Regions from separate parts of the Homo sapiens genome. Here region 1 is linked to region 2. Evidence: read pairs that join two places in POLR2A ChIA-PET (ENCODE). Cell type or tissue: Panc1. All regions are shown on one strand. Links, peaks and the distances in the headings refer to the core of each region. The heading gives the core; the rest is flanking DNA.

Region 1 (8,319 bases), core at 178-8,177, 1.0 Mb after region 2:
CCTGTCCAGGGGATCCCCAGGCCTCAGTTCCCAAACCTTACCTGAATATCCAAGACCCTAGCTCACAGGGTTCCCCTTTGCCAGGACCTTGTTGTCCCTCAGAGATGGACACAACAGAGACATCGGGCCCTGGAAACCATCCAGAACGCTGTGGAGTGCCGAGCCCTGAGTGAGTACAGCACCCTCCACCGTTTTCTCGCGTACTTTGCCCATTGCCCAGGAACTCCCTCGGGTCCTGACCCATCCGACCCTATCTCTCCCAACGTCCAGATGCGAATCCTTCCTGGAACACCTCCAACGTGCCCTTCGCAGTCGCTTCCGCCTGCGGCTATTGGGGGTACGCCAGGCACAGCCGCTCTGCGAGGAGCTCTGCCAGGCCTGGTAGGAGACGCGGGGGCAAGGGGCGTGGGTTGTGACTTGGGCGGGGAAGAGGGCGGAGCCTGCAGTTTGCTTGGCCTTCTGTGTAAAGGGGAGTGGCCTCCAACAGGGCCAAGGTTTAAGAGATGCAGCTTAATGTTTAGAGCCCAGGTAGATAGGGGCGAGGCATGAGAAGCCCCCAGCTTTTAAGATACCTGCCATATGGCAATGTGGCTTTTCATAGCCCTGCGATTTCTTTTCTTTTCTTTCTTTCTTTTTTTTTTTGAGATGGAGTCTCACTGTGTCACCTAGGCTGGAGTGCAGTGGTGCAATCTCGGCTCACTGCAACCTCCACTTCCCGGGTTCAAGCGATTCTCCTGCCTCACCCTCCTGAGTAGCTGTGGTTACAGGCGCACACCACCATGCCCGGCTAATTTTTGTATTTTTAGTAGAGACGAGGTTTCACTATGTTGGTCAGGCTGGTCTCAGACTCCTGACCTCGTGATCCGCCCGCCTCGGCCTCCCAAAGTGCTGGGATTACAGGCGTGAGCCACCGTGCCCGGCCTTTTTTTCTTTTTTTTTTTTTTGAGATGGAGTTTTGCTCTTGTCGCCCAGGCTGGAGTGCAGTGACACGATCTCAGCTCACTGCAACCTCAGCCTCCTGGGTTCAAGTGATTCTCCCGCCTCAGCATCCCTAGTAGCTGAGATTACATGCTTCCGCCACCACGCCCGGCTAAATTTTGTATTTTTAGTAGAGACGGTGTTTCACCGTGTTGGCCAAGCTGGTCTCAAACTCCTGACCTAGGTGGTCCGCCTGCCTTGGCCTCTCGAAGTGCTGGGATTACAGGGGTGAGCCACCATGCCCAGCCAGGCCCTGAGATTTCTTAAGGAGTGAGTCCTCTTGATTGAAAAGATAAGGTAAAAGGGTGGGTGCCTGTAATCTCAGTCGTTTGAGAGGTCAAGGCAGGAGGATTGGTTGAGGCCAGGAGTTCAAGATCAGCCTGGGGAACATGGCAAGACCCAGTCTCAACAAAAAATTTAAAAATTAATTAGACATGGGCCGGACGTAGTGGCTCATGCTTGTAATCCCAGCACTTTGGGAGGCCAAGGTGGGCAGATCCCCTGAGGTCAGGAGTTTGAGACAAGCTTGGCCAACGTGGTGAAACACCGTCTCTACTAAAAACACAAAAATGAGCCAGGCGTGGTGGTGGGCGCCTGTAATCCCAGCTACTCGGGAGGCTGAGGCAGGAGAATTGTTTGAACCTGGGAGGCAGAGGTTGCAGGAAGCAGAGATTGGGCCACTGCACTCCAGCCTGGGTAACAGAGCAGGACTCCATCTCAAAAAAAAAAAAAAAAAAAATTAATCGGACATGATGGTGCGCACCTATAGTCCCAGGTACTTGAGACACTGAGGTGGAAGGATTGCTCCAGCTTGGGAGGTCAAAGCTGCCATAAGCCATGCTTACGCCACTGCACTCCAGCTTGAGTCACAGAGCAAGACCCTGACTCAAAAATAAATAAAAGGAAAACGAAAGAGTGGGAAAATATGAGGGACTGGCCTGTAACTAATGGTCTGAGGTCTGTAGGGACAAGGCCAGTTGTGACGTGGCCCAGAGTATGGAAAGATCTGATAGAATATGGGGCAGGGTGAAATCTGGAGAGATGGGGTTAGTTAGCAGGGGAGTGGTTCTAAAAGGCGGGGCCTGGATCCGAGGTGGGGGCATATAGTGAACACAGTCTAGAAGAGCCAGAATCGCGCTGGAATGTAACTACAAAGGCTTTACCCACCTCTCCACTCGCCATCTCCAGGTTCGCCAACTGCGAAGATGATATCACCTGCGGCCCGACTTGGCTCCCACTCTCAGAAAAAAGGGGCTGTGAGCCCAGCTGCCTTACCTATGGACAGGTGAGCGTGGGGCAGAAGGTGAAGGGAAGAGACTGAGATCCTCCCCACCAAGTTATTTATTTATTTATTTATTTATTTCTGAGACGGAGTTTCATTCTTGTCACCCAGGCTGGAGTGCAGTGGCGCGATCTCAGCTCGATGCAACCTCCGCCTCCGGGGTTCAAGTGATTCTCCTGCCGCAACCTCCCGAATAGCTGGGATTTCAGGCGCATGCCACCATGCCCAGCTAATTTTTGTATTTTTAGTAGAGTCAGCGTTTCACCATGTTGGCCAGGCTGGTTTCGAACTCCTGACCTCAGGTGATCCGCCCACCTCGGCCTCCCAAAGTGTTGGGATTACAGGTGTGAGCCACCGCCCCCGGCCCCCACCAAGTTCTTTCTTACCGTGTCTAGACCCCAGAGACCGGATTGGTACTCCCCAGGTCCCTGCTCCCACCCTTCCCTAGCCCAACCTCCTACTGGGTTGTGCCCTTTGACCCCAAAAGCTCTCGAAGTCCAGATTTGCCCTTCCCAAGAAACCATTCCTGCTCTGGGTCCATCCACATTTTACCCTGGAGGACCCAGAAGCCCAGTCACTCTCTACAAAACCCCAGCCTTGATACAGACCTCTCTGCGCGCCCCCCAACTGCCCCAACCCTGATTCATCCCGCTAGGGCCCAGTAAGAACATTCACCCTCCCCAAGGACCTGCCCCCACTCACGTTCCGCACATAGACTCCCAGGCCGCACGCTCCGGCTCTGACCCCAATCCCTAAGGAATTTACACATTTTTCCCTTCCCGAGGCCACGCCCCCCACGTCTCTGGACTCCGCCCACTAGGGCCTTAACTCCACTTTTTCCTAGACCTTCGCAGACGGGACGGACCTTTGTCGCTCGGCTCTGGGCCACGCCCTACCGGTGGCTGCTCCTGGAGCCCGTCACTGCTTCAACATCTCCATCTCCGCGGTACCTCGTCCCAGACCAGGACGACGGGGCCGGGAAGCTCCCTCCCGGCGTTCCCGCAGCCCTCGCACCTCCATCCTGGACGCTGCGGGCAGCGGGAGTGGCAGTGGAAGCGGCAGCGGCCCCTAGCGGACGCGTGGCCCTGAGTTGGGGGAGCGACCCTTCCCCCAGCCCCGCCCCTCAGGACACCCAGAACCCCACCCCTCGTCCTCTCGGCCTTCTGTAATAGTTTTGAGATGTCTGTCCCTCCTCCCTGGAGCTCCAGAGACCCACCCCTCTCCAGGTTATCCCAGAAATGACCCAACTCTCTCACTTTTCCCTCTCCCCTTTGAATAAAGTCGCCAGCTAGAGCACGTGACGAGTGTGGCTGCTTCTTGGGGAAATAAGTCGGAAGGAGAATTGCCAGAAAGTAACGGATGTCTCACGTCTAATCCTCAGACCCTAGAAGTAGTGACTGACTCATACTAGAGTGTAAATGATAGATAGCCTGTGCCCTAGAGCAGTCAACATAACTGGGAATACCCAGTTGTTGGAAATGGAGAGGGGGTCAGAACAGGGGCTGACAAGGGCAGGAGGGGTTCCTTCCCACTGTGTGCCACCAGGGCTGCCAAGAAGCTGCCTAACTTGTATAGGCCTCAAGACACACTTCAAGGCCAGGTGCAGAGGCTCATGCCTGTAATCCCAGCAATTTGAGAGGCTGAGGTGGTTGGATTGCTTGAGCCCAGGAGTTCAAGACCAGGCTTCGCAATACGGTGAGAACCTGTCTCCACAAAAAAAAAAAGAGAGAGAGAGAAAGGAAGAAAAAAGAAAAAGAAAAAGAATATTTTTAATTGGCCCAGTGTAGTGACCCGTGCCTGTATTCCTACCTGCTCAGCAGGCTGAGGCAGGAGGATCGCTTGAGCTCAGTTCAGGGCTGCAGTGAGCCACGATCACACCACTGTACTCTAGTCTGGGTGACACAGTGAGAGCCTCTCTCTCAAAAAAAATAATAATAATAAGACATGCAGACACAGAATACCAAGCTGGCCCTGGTAGTATGTGCTGTACTCCCAACTACTTGAGAGGCTGAGGTAAGAAGATCACTCGATCCCAGAACATTGAGGCTACAGTAAGCTATAATCCTGCCACTACACTCCAGCCTGGGCAAAAGCCAGATCCCAGCTTTTTATTTATTTATTTATTTTGAGACTGAGTTTCGTTCTTGTTGCCCAGGTTGGAGTGCAATAGCAGGATCTCAGCTCACTGCAACCTCCTCCTCCCGGGTTCCAGTGATTCTCCTGCCTCAGCCTCCCTAGTAGCTGGGATTACAGGCACCTGCCACCAAGCCCAGCTAATTTTTTGTATTTTTAGTAGAGATAGGGTTTCACCATGTTGGCCAGGCTGGTCTCAAACTCTTCACTTCAGGGGATCCACCCACCTTGGCCTCCCAAAGTACTAAGATTACATGTGTGAGCCACCACGCCTGGCGTTTTTTTTGTTTGTTTGTTTGTTTTTTTGAGACAGAGTCTAGCTTTGTCTCCCAGGCTGAATTGTAGTGGTGCAATCTTGGCTTACTGCAACCTCAGCCTCCTGGGTTCAAGTGCTTCTCGTGCCTCAGCCTCCAGAGTAGCTGGGATTGCAGGCACACACCACCACATCTGGATAATTTTTGTATTTTTAGTAGAGATGGGGTTTCACCATGTTGGCGAAACCTCAGGTGATCCACCTGCCTCGGCCTCCCAAAGTGCTGGGATTACAGACACAAGTCACCATTCCTGCCCAAGACCCCATATTATACATGTACAGACTACAGAATTTGGTGGGAATGACCCCGTGTAGCGTCCACCTGTGTTCACAACCCAGCTCTACCACTTACTTATGCTGTAACTTCGGTTTCACACGTTGCCCAGATTGAGCCTCAGTTTCTTCATCTTTAAAATGGGAATGTGGGCCAGGCACGGTGTCTCATGCCTGTAATCCCAGCACTTTGGGAGGCCGAGGCAGGTGGTTCATTCACTTGAGGCCAGGAGTTCGAGACCAGCCTGGCCAACATGGCGAAACTCCGTCTCTACCAAAAGTACAAAAATTAGCCAGGCAGCCGGGTGCGATGGCTCATGCCTGTAATCCCAGCACTTTGGGAGGCCAAGGCGGGCAGATCACGAGATCAAGAGTTCAAGACCAGCATGACCAACATGGAGAAACCCCATCTCTACTAAAAAATACAAAAATTAGCCAGGCATGGTGGGGCGCACCTGTAATCCCAGCTACTCAGGAGGCTGAGGCAGAAGAATCGCTTGAACCTGGGAGGTGGAGGTTGCAGTGAGCAGAGAACGTGCCATTGCATTCCAGCCTGGGTGACAGAGCAAGGATCTGTCTCAAAAAAAAAAAAAAAAAAATTAGCCAGCTGTGGTGGCACATGCCTATAATCCCAGTTTCTTGGGAGGCTGCGGTAGGATAATCACTCGAACCCAGGAGGTGGAGGTTGTGGTGACCTGAGACAGTACCACTGCACTCCAGCCTGGGTAACAGGGTGAGACCTTGTCTCAAAAAGAAAAATTACAATAAAATAAATAAAATAAAACGGAAATGCATTCCTTTCACAGGATTGAGAAAGGAGAATTCAGTGAGTTAGTGCAAGTTTTTCTGCTTATCTAACACTGCATACCAAACAATTCCAATATAGTGATGAAAAAAAGGTCACTAGGCTGGGCGTGGTGGCTCATGCCTGTAAGCCCAGCACTTTGGGAGTCCAAGGCGGGCGGATCGCAAGGCCAGGATATCGAGACCATCCTGGCTGACATGGTGAAACCCCGTCTCTACTAAAAATACAAAAAATTAGTCGGGCATTGTGGCAGGCACCCGTAGTCCCAGCTACTTGGGAGGCTGAGGCAGGAGAATGGCATGAACCTGGGAGGCAGAGGTTTTAGTCAGCTGAGATCACACTACTGCACTCCAGCCTGGGCGACAAAGCAAGACTCCATCTCAGAAAAAAAAGTCATTATCGGCTGAGTGCAGTGGCTCATGCCTGTAAGCCCAGCACGTTGGGAGGCCGAGGCGGGCAGATCACCTGAGGTCAGGGGTTCAAGACCAGCCTGGCCAACATGGTGAAACCCTGTCTCTACTAAAAATAAAAAATTAGCTGGGCATGGTGGTGCGTGCCTGTAATCCCAGCTACTCAGGAGGCTGAGGCTGGAGAATCACTTGAACCCATAAGGCAGAGGTTGCAGTGAGCCGAGATCATGCCACTGCGCCCCAACCTGGGTAACAGAGCCAGACTCCGTCTCAAAAAACAAAACAAAAAAAAAGAAACAACAACCAGCACTTTAGGAGGCCGAGGCAGGTGGATCACGAGGTCAGGAGTTCGAGACCAGCCTAACCAACATGGTGAAACTCCATCTATACTAAAAATACAGAAAATTAGCCGGGTGTGGTGGCGCATGCCTGTAATCCCAGCTACTCAGGAGGCTGAGGCAGGATAATTGCTTGAACCCAGGAAGCAGAGGTTTCAGTGAGCCGAGATCACGCCATTACACTCCAGCCTGGGTGACAGAGCGAGACTCCATCTCAAAAAAAAAAAAAAAAGTTACTATCTTTCATGGTTCTGGGGTTTGACTTGGTTCAGCTTGGCAGTTCTTCCTGAAGATCTGTCATATACTTGCAGACACAGTGGCTGGGGCTGGAATCACGTTGAAGGCTTCCTTGCTCACATATCTGGTAGTTGGTGTTGGCTGTTGCCTTGAACTTCTGCTGGGGCTGTTGGCCAGAATATCTGCACATGGCCTCTCTGTGGCTTGGGCTTCCTCTCAACATGGCAGCTACGGTCTAAGGGAAATATCCCAAGAGAGCAAGCCAGGTGGGATCTGTTTCAGTTCTGATGACTTAACCTTGGAACTCACACAGTGTGACATCTCTCACTTTTTATTCACTACAGTGAGTCACTGAAGCCAGCTCATATTCAAGGAGAGGCATCATAGACTCCACCTCCAATGGGGGGGATGTCAAATAAAATGCTTAGAAAGTGTGGCACACAATTATCACTCAATGAATGTAGACCGTCTATTATGATTGCTTCTGGTGGATGATGTTACATACTGGGTTACTGATGTTATAGACTGTGTTATTGTGACAAGGAGGAGGAACAAGCATTCAAGGAAGTAAAGCAAGTCTTTAAAGGATCTCCAGTCAGATAATCAAGCCATGGAGGACATTCCAAGTGAAAGGCCTGGAGATTTCATATTCTGGGAACTCTGAGCTGACCAGGAAGCCTGGGATAGACCATGGGAGATGGGATCTGGTCCTGGAAGACACTGGATGCCAGGCAGAGACACTTGAACCTGAGGATAGAGTGTGATGTACCAGGAGCTGTGGCTCACACCTGTAATTCTAGCACTTTAGGAGGCCGAGGCAGATGAATTCTTTGAGGTCAGGAGTTCCAGACCAGCCTGGGCAACAGGGCAAAACCCCATCTCTACTAAAAATTAAAAAAATTAGCTGGGCATGGTGGCACACACCTGTAGTCCCAGCTACTTGGGAGGCTGAAGGTGGGAGGATTACTTGAGCCAGGAGGTGGAGGTTGCAGTGAGCCATCATCTGCCCTCCAGCTGAGGCAACAGATGGAGACCGTGTCTCAGAAAAAAAAAAAAAAGAGAGAGACAGGAGGGTGTGATGCAAGGTTTGGCAGTTCGGGCTACAGTCTCAGCTACTTGGGAGGCTGAGGTGACTGTATTGCTTGAGGCCAGGAGATTGGGAATAGCATGGGCACCATAGCCAGACCTCATCTCCAAAATAAAAAAAAAAAAAAAAGTTAGGCTGGACAAAATTAGGTAGGACAGCTCACGCCTGAAATCCCAGCACTTTGGAAGGCTGAAGCAGGAGAACTGCTTGAAGCCAGGAGTTCAAAATCAGCCTGGGCAACATAGTAAGACCTCATCTCTACCAAAAAAAACAAAAACCAAAAAAAATTAGCGAGGTGCAATGGTTTGTGCCTGTAGTCCCACATACTCAGGACCTCATTTAGAAAAGGAAACATGTGAAAGCCATAGGTTTTTTGTTTTTGTTTTTTGAGACGGAGTCTCGCTCTTGTCACCCAGGCTGGAGTGCAGTGTGGCACGATCTCGGCTTACTGCAACCTCTGCCT
Region 2 (8,266 bases), core at 267-8,266:
GGGCCCTAAAATAGGTGCCGGCCTGGCCTGGGGCTGGCACGCGGAGCACATGCGTGACAGGGCGTGTCCAGAGGGTCGGGCCTGTCTGTGCTGGCCTGGCCACTGAGCCTCCGCCGACCCTTGCTCGCTGGAGAAAGACAGCAGAGGCGGATGCTTTAGGAGGGACCCCCGTGTCGTGCCCACCCTCTAACAATGCAAGTGGACGCCAGATGTTCCATGCAGACCGCAGCTGCGGGGCAGGCCCCCATCTATCTGCAATCCCAGGGTAATTAGCCCGGTGGGTACACTGGGGTGACCCGCTCGCCCGATCTAGGTGGTGCTTTGATACCTCTTAAAGCATTTTTTGGAGTTTGCCCTTCACCTTGGAAAGCTGGGTGGGGGATTCTGTCCTCCATGAATAACGGCGCCAGGAACCTTGGGCGATCTTGAGAAAACTCCTTCCTGTAACCTCTGTTTTCCACGTTGGATGTGTTTTAGGCCACAGTCAGGCCTGGCTTTTTTTTTTTTTTTTTTTTAAGACTTATTCCATGACCTTAAGCCCCAGTCTGAATCTCTGAGCCTTAATTATTCTATCTATAAATGGGAAGCATTTGGAAATGGGACGGAGAGAAGTGTACACTTTGCCCCTGGCCGCCTTCTTCCCTCCTGGTGTCCTGGGTGGACACGGAGGTGTGTCTGGGGAAGGTGTGTCCTTTAGGGCCGGTCGCCTGGGAAGGATGTTGAGCGGAGGGCAGTGGGTGTGGGTGAGAATCCCTGGGCAGAGAAGGGCGCCGCCATGCTGGGCACGGCTGAGTCACGCTCCAGCGACGCCTTGCCCCAGGGTGCTGGAGCTGGCGCCACCCTGGGTGTGGTCACTGAGCTGTGGCCCTGGGCAGAGCAGGGCTGGGTGGTCTAGGATGTGGGGCCTCGGTGCCTGGGGAACTGACTTCGAAGATGCCAAGCCCCCTGGCCTCCCGCCTGGCCTAGGTTCTGGGGTCACCCTCCAGGACTGTGGTGGCCCACACCCTGAGAATGCCTTGGAGAGCCTAGAGGCCCTGAGCCTTGGGCCTGGGAATCGGTGCGTTGAGGGAGGTGGATAGGGCGCAGACACCAGTGACTGCATTCAAGGCCAGGGGACCCCCACAGCCAGGCCCTCACTGCAAAATGTACCTATGTGGGGAGAAGGCAGGGGTGGACCTGATGACGGGGTGTACCACTCTACTAAGGGTTCCCAACATGAAGGTGAGGGGGCCCCTGGGAATTCTGTGATTGGTCTGGGAAAGATTAAAGTCTAAGTGGGGGTTAGAGTGTGGACTGGCGGGACGCAATGGGGGCTGGGATGTCACTTTCATGGTTCCCCTATTTATAACAAGTGATTCAGCCCTCACTTACTCACCCCTTCCTGAGCCTCCCCCCACCCCAGCCCTGGGTGGGCAGCGGGGCCCACCCACTTGTCAGTGCCCTGACTTTCCCTACCCAGTGCCACCCTCTGAGGGCTGCCCATCGGGGCGGTTGTTATTGTCGCTGCACTGGGATTGGGGCAGAGGGGCGGGGGGCTCCTGGTCAGGCGGCGCTTGGCCGGGCAGCCCAGGTTGGCGGCTGGCTCGAGGCCCAGCCCACGGAGCTTCTGCTGAGAGTCTGGGCCCATTAGGCAAAGCGTTAGTGACAGGCTGGGAGGGCGGGTGGCGCGGCGGGCAGGGCGGGGCCTGCAGCCCTTGGTATTTTCCGATCCCAGCTGCTCTGTGAGGGTGGAAAGTATTTGGGGACCAGGCTTGGGGGCGGAGGTGGTGGTGGCGCCCCCGGCGGAAGCTGCCCCTGATTCATTCTTGGAGCATGGGGTTGGGGGGGTAGCGGTACACATACATACCCTTGTGTGTCTGGTCCACGCACACGCTGTCTGGAGGGGGTATTCAGGCATACCCACATGCATTGGCTGGCCGGGGTGTCCTGATGCAGCCTGGGGCCTGCTTTGCTCCCCAGCCCAGGGGCCCGCCCTCTCCCTCATGCCTCCAGCTGCTAGGAGCTTGGTTTCCCCCTGGACACCATCTCCCAAGAGCCTGAGAAGTGCACCATGATTGGTAAAGGGGACCCTGTCTCCTGGGCACCTGCATGGCAGCACCCCTTCCACTCAAGACCCAGACCTTTTGTGCCTGCGGGGATGGGGAGTGGCCTTGGCCCCGGCCCTGGGCTCTGTGCAGGGGAAACCCCACAGGAAACGAGCCTGGCCAAATGGCCGCCCTTCCCGTTCTCGTCCCTGGGACACGAATGTGCTGTCTCACTTCCGGAGGCGGCCCAGGGAGGCTGGCCGCCCTGCGGGGCCTCGCCTGCTCCCAGTTGGCGCCTCCAGACCCTAAGGGGACAGGGCTGGGCTGGGGCCTGATGGGAAAGAGTGGCTGGTATGTGTGTATGTGTGTATAGGGAGGGGACAAAACAGGACATCACTCGCCGCCTGTCTCGAAGTGGTGAGCGCCACCACATCGGGCGGACACTGGGGTCCTGGTGTGAGACACCCACGTTTCCGTTATCCTTTGCCTTGGCAAAGACAGCAGCAGCTCTGTCGTGATCATGTTTATCACTCATGGGGTCCTCACCATGACTTATGAAGTCCATACTTATTATCCCTGTTTTGCAGATGGGGAAGCTGAGGCCCAGAGAGGTTGAGTGACTTGCCCAGAGTCACCCAGCTCAGAAGCTGCAGAGCTGGGGCTTTCAAATCTGGGCAGACTTGGGCTCCAAAACTGGAGTCTGCTAGCCAGGTGTTGGGCTCTTATCAAAAGAAGCTCCACTCACTAAAGACTTAGGGCTGGCTTCATGCATTTGTGAAACGGGCAGTCTCACGGCAGCCCTGCTTGGAGGGACCTGGAGGTTAGTTTAATGTTGCACTGCTGGGGTCATGAATTTTTTTTTATTATTATTAATTTTTTTGTCTTGTATTGCCCAGGCTGGTCTCGAACTCCTGGCCCCAAGCGATCTTCCTGTCTTGGCCTCCCGAAGTGCCGGGATTATAGGGATGAGCCACCGCGCTCAGCCTGAAATTATTTTCTTTTTTTAAACTTGTTTTTGTTTATTTTAGAGATAGGGTCTTGCTCTGTCACTTAGGCTGGAGTTCAGTGGCATGGTCATAGATCACGGCAGCCTCAAACTCCTGGGCTCAAGCAGTCCTCCCACCTCAGCCGCCTGAGTAGCTGGGGCTACAGATGTGTACCACCACTCCTGGCTGATTTTTTAGTGAATTTTTTGTGGGCCAGACACTGTGGCTCAGGCCTGTAAGCCCAGCACTTTGGGAGGCTGAGGCAGGCGGATTGCTTGAGCCCAGGAGTTGGAGACCAGTCTGGGCAACATGGCAAAACCCCATCTCTACAAAAATTAGGGCCAGGTGTGGTGGCTCACGCCTGTAATCCCAGCACTTTGGAAAGCCGAGGTGGGCGGATCACCTGAGGTCAGGAGGTCGAGACCAGCCTGGCCAACATGGTGAAACCCCGTCTCTACTAAAAATACAAAACTTAACTGGGCGTGGTGGCGGGCACCTGTAATCCCAGCTACTCGGGAGGCTGAAGCAGGAGAATTGCTTGAACTCTGGAGGTGGAGGTTGCAGTGAACCGAGATCACGCCATTGCACTCCAGCCTGGGCGACAGGGCGAGACTCTGTCTCAAAAAAAAAAAAAAAGAAAAGAAAAAGAAAAAATTAGCCGGGCATGGTGGTGCATAGCTGTAGTCCCAGCTACCCCGGAGGCTAAGGTGGGAGGATCACTTGAACCTGGGAGGCTGAGGCTGCAGTGAGCTGTGATTGCACCCCTGCACTCTAGCCGTGGCGACAGAGTGAGACCCTGTCTCAAAAAAGAAAAAATATTTTTTTTTTTTGTAGAGATGGGGTATTGTCGTATTGCGCAGGCTGGTCTTGAACTCCTGGCCTCAGGTGACTCTCCTGCCTCGGCCTCCCAAAGTGCTGGGATTACAGGCGTGAGCCGCCATGCTTGGCCTGAAATTCTTAGTTTTCGAACTAGAGGACCACGTGTTCATTTTGCACCGGGTCCTGAAAATCCTGTATCTTGCCCTGGTGCTGGGCACTTACTGAGTGACATACATACTCGGTGACATCTCACTGGGCTATGCAAAAGAGGCTCTTGGCTCCATTTTACAGATGGGGAAACTGAAGCTTTGGAGAGTCTTTGGGAAACTGTGGAGCAAGGATTTGAACCTTGGGCTGTTTGGGTGGAGAGGCCTGTATCTTGGAGCTTGGATCCTGTGCTCTGGGGGGCGGGGGGTGCGTGTCTAGAAAGAGAGGGGGGTGCCTTGCTGCCGGCATCCGCCCTGGTGGGTGTGGGCTAAGCCCTGGCCACTGAGGAGACCGGGCCACGGGGGGGGAGGCCCTGGTGGTTTCCTCCTGCCCTCCAGGCTTCTAGGAAGTGGCGCCAGCTGGGGTGAGATCACTTCCTCACCCGCCTGCCTGGCCCCCCTTGGCTTCCTCTCCCCATGGCCCCATTTGGCCTGCCCAGGGCTCAATGAGGGGGGAGCTTGGCCATGCAAGTTGCTGTAGCCTCCTTGTCCCGCATGGGCCCTCTAGGTATCTCTGCCTCTCCAGTCCTGGGGCTGGAACGGAGGGCACAGCTAGGCTCCAGCTCCCCGTGTGGTGGCTCCTGCATATGAGAAAAGAGCTTCCCTGTGATCAAAGGAAGCATCTGGGGACCTGGAGGGGAGGTGTCCCCAAATCTCATTACCTCCTTTGCTCTCTCTCTCTTTCTCCCCTCCAGGTGCCAGCCTCTGGCCCCGCCCGGTGCCCCCCTCACCCCTGTGCCACGGCCGGCTGGGGTTCCTGGGGATGGGATTTGCTTCCTGTCACAAATCACATTGCCAGGGATTTCCAACCGACCCTGAGCTCTGCCACCGAGGATGCTGCCCGGGGACGGGGTGGCAGAGAGGCCCCGAAGCCTGTGCCTGGCCTGAGGAGCAGGGCTTAGCTGCTTGTGAGCAGGGTCCACACCAAGTCGTGTTCACAGTGGCTAAGTTCCGCCCCCCAGGCCCTCACCTCCTCTGGCCTTGCCGCCTGTCCCCTGCTGCCGCCTGTCTGCCTGCCATCCTGCTGCCTGGCCTCCCTGGGCTCTGCCTCCCGTGCCTACTGAGCTGAAACACAGTTGGTTTGTGTACACTGGCTCAGTTCAGCAGGAACAGGGGTCAAGCCCCCTTGGAGCCTGCAGCCCCTGCCTTCCCTGGGTGGGCTGATGCTTGGAGCAGAGATGAGGACTCAGAATCAGACCTGTGTCTGGAGGAGGGATGTGGTGGGTGGGGTTGGCTGGGCCCAAATGTGTGCTGCAGGCCCTGATCCCCAACTCTGCAACTGGGGACCCCTGCATGGCCACAGCTCAGGCTGGGCTGTGGTGCCAGCATAGATAGGTGGGTGAGTGGGTGGCCCTTCCATTAAAAGGGAAGCCAGCTGTGTCCTTTCCGGGCCTGGAGGCTTGGCCCCTCCTCTCCCAAGCCTGGCAGGGGCACTGGCCCGGCCCGCACCTTCCTAGCAGCCAGTTACCCAAGAGGAAGCTGCCTTGGGCCTCCAGACCGTTAAATGCCAACTCCTGGCTTCCGGTATCAGGCTGGGTTGACCTGACCTGGCCCCTTCTTGCTGGGCCCTGCAGCTTTCTAACTTGCCGGGAGGAGCAGTGACACCCGCCCCACATGTGGGGCATGGAACAAGTTCCTTGTGGACCCAGAAGGGACACAAGCAGGTGTGCTTAGTCCTGAGGCGCTGGGAATAGCTGATCCTCCCTGCCTTGAGGGGGTTCTCAGGGCAGGGAAGAGTTAGGACTCTGTTTTTTTTTTTTTGTTTTTTTTTTTTTGAGATGGAGTCTCGCACTGTCACCCGGGCTGGAGTGCAATGGCTCGATCTCGGCTCACTGCAACCTCCACCTCCCCAGTTCACACGATTCTCCTGCCTCAGCCTCCCAAGTAGCTGGGATTACAGGTGCACACCACCGCACCTGGCTAATTTTTGTATTTTTAGTAGAGACCGAGTTTCGCCATGTTGGCCAGGCTGGTCTCGAACTCTTGACCTCAGGTGATCTGCCCGCCTCAGCCACCCAAAGTGTTGGGATTACAGGCATGAGCCACTGCGCCCGGCCAATTTTTTTTTATGTTTTGTAGAGACGGGGTTTCGCCATGTTACCCAGACTGGTCTTGAACTCCTGACCTCAAGCAATCTGCTCGTCTTAGCCTCCCAAAGTGCTGGGATTACAGCTGTGAGCCACCGTGCCTGGCCTTTTATTGTTTGTTTTTGAGACGGAGTCTCACTCTGTTGCCCAGGCTGAAGTGCAGTGGTGTGATCTTGGCTCACTGCAACCTCTGCCTCCTGGGTTCAAGCGATTCTCCTGCCTCAGCCTCCTGAGTAGCTGGGCTTACAGGCACCCACCACCATGCCCGGCTAATCTTTGTATTTTTAGTAGAGACGGGGTTTCACCATCTTGGCCAGGCTGGTGTGATCATGGCTCATTGCAACCTTGAATTCCTGGGCACAAGTGATCCTCCTGCCTTAGCCTCCCCAGTAGAGCTGGGACTACAGGTATGCGCCACCACACCTGGCTAATTTTTTTAATTTTAATTTTTGTAGAGATGGGGGGGCAGGTCTCACTATGTTGCCCAGGCTGTTCTCGAACTCCTGGCCACAAGCCATCCTCCCACCTTAGTCTCCCAATGCGCCGGAATTACAGGTGGCTCAGGTGTGAGCCACCGTGCCTGGCTTTTCTCCACTATCTTGAAATCAGATGGGAGGAGGCTTTTTTCTGGGTGGGACTGAGGAGGCACACTGAAGTCCCCCAGGTCATCGGGGCTGGGCCATTGCCTTTTTCCCCACCCTGGGTAGTCGTGGACAGAAGCTTGGGATGGGATGGAGAGGAGAGATCGTGCTGTGTGTCATGTCTGTTGTTCAAGTAAATAAAAGTTGCCCTGACTTCATTCCTGAAGGTCTGGTCTGTGATTCACTCCTGCCTCCCATCGCTGGAGTTTCAGCTTTTGATTGGCCTGAATTTACCATCCTGGCACTCCGGGCTCCTGCCTGCCCATCCCTGCCCCACCTGCTCTGTGCAGCAGGGTATCCTGTGCTTGGAAAGGTGACCTTGGGGGTGTCCTGGATCGTGGGGTGACCATGAGGGAAACCCTAGAGTGGAAAGATTTTCACATCGCTGATCAAGGGAGGATGGAAGCTGATCTGAAGTGGTGGTGGTGGGGTGACCCTGAGGGAAACGCTGAGCCTGAGGGGTGACATGTGGCGATAACCAGGATCTGAGGGTCTTGAGCTAGTGACATTTGGGGGCAACTTGGACCTACGGGATTACTCAGGCCTCAGGGGAAGATTTGGGGTGCCTGGTATCTGAGAATGCTGGAGGGGAACTTGGGTTTGAGGGATGTGACATGAAGGAAACCCCAGTTCTTAAGGGGGGACATTTGGATGTGGCTGGGACCTGCGTGACGCCCCAGGAACATGGGAACATTCGTGGGTGACACCTGAGGGGCACAGTAAAGGGTCCCCCAGGTCCGAAGGCGGCAGGGACCACAAGGGGTGCACTCCGGGCTCTCCACCCACCTCCACCGTCCCAGACCTCGAGGCGGCGCCACGGAGCGCGCGGGGCAGTCCCGGGTCCGCCCGCACATACCTGCTGGAATACGCGCGGCGGGGCAGGAGGTGGGGCCGTCTCCGATTGGCCCACTCGAGCGGAGGGGCGGTGCGAAAAGCCAATCCCCATGCACAGCGCCGCCAAAGTCCCGCCCCCGACTGCGGGCCCCGCCCTCTAGCGACGGGCCCTGCCGCTCCGGGAAGCCTCTGTCCTCTCCTGCCCCGGCTCTGGCAGTGACCCAGACACAGCATCTCCATTCATCCAAAAGGCAGGAAGGCCCCGAGGAAACTGCTTCTCGGGGAGCCAGGGACGTTTAGACAACCACGGGCTTTCTCGCCGTCCTTTGGATCCCATCCCTCACTCTATTTGACGACTGGGAGCCTCTTCAGTGGCGCAAGATCCCAGACACGCCCTGGCCACGTCCCCTGGCGAGTGTCCACGCACAGACCACCCCCACTCCGTTTTTCTTCTCTTGGCCAGAGCCCCGCCCACCGAGGTCGAGTCTAAACCCGGGGTTCCCGCTTTTGATCGGGGTGTCTTCCCCATCCAGCTGCACCAACACCTGCCACAGCCTCCCATGCTCAGCAATTTGGAGACAAGGACCCCCAACATTGGTGTCTGGAGCCAGGGCGCCCCCCACCCCCATCTTGGCCCTTCCTAGGGGCTCAAGGACCCTGCAGTCAGGG

What was found. ChIA-PET counts read pairs that join two places held together with the same protein. Peaks named below come from ENCODE experiments on the same cell type or tissue, not always from the same donor. Only the 100,000 strongest peaks of a DNase experiment are listed, where the experiment ranks them.
Region 1: POLR2A ChIA-PET joins it to region 2 with 12 read pairs; 2 of 35 experiments call an interaction of 5 or more read pairs at or near these places.

What each region holds. Positions count from the first base shown.
Region 1 is chr19:12,820,719-12,829,037 of GRCh38, reverse strand. It overlaps RTBDN (retbindin), which reads left to right. Exons shown (of 6, transcript NM_001270441.2): 3 at 85-169; 4 at 271-381; 5 at 2,167-2,263; 6 at 3,105-3,556. The coding sequence ends at 3,332. RTBDN-AS1 (RTBDN antisense RNA 1) reads right to left here and starts at 3,305. Exons shown (of 3, transcript NR_187779.1): 1 at 3,126-3,305; 2 at 2,146-2,253. RefSeq lists a silencer at 354-513, an enhancer at 2,762-3,538 and a cis regulatory region at 3,107-3,907. In Panc1, for the core only: no CTCF peak of the experiment used is centred there; no DNase peak of the experiment used is centred there.
Region 2 is chr19:13,833,171-13,841,436 of GRCh38, reverse strand. MIR23AHG (miR-23a/27a/24-2 cluster host gene) reads left to right here. Exons shown (of 1, transcript NR_036515.2): 1 at 1-6,921. It overlaps MIR24-2 (microRNA 24-2), which reads left to right and starts at 5,078; the gene lies at 5,078-5,150. It overlaps MIR27A (microRNA 27a), which reads left to right and starts at 4,920; the gene lies at 4,920-4,997. MIR23A (microRNA 23a) reads left to right here and starts at 4,778; the gene lies at 4,778-4,850. RefSeq lists silencers at 1,516-1,745, 7,564-7,753 and enhancers at 2,166-2,265, 2,486-2,705, 2,736-2,845, 7,864-7,913, 7,964-8,013. In Panc1, for the core only: CTCF peaks have their summits at 7,371 and 7,584; no DNase peak of the experiment used is centred there; H3K4me3 peaks cover 5,695 bases; H3K27ac peaks cover 5,759 bases.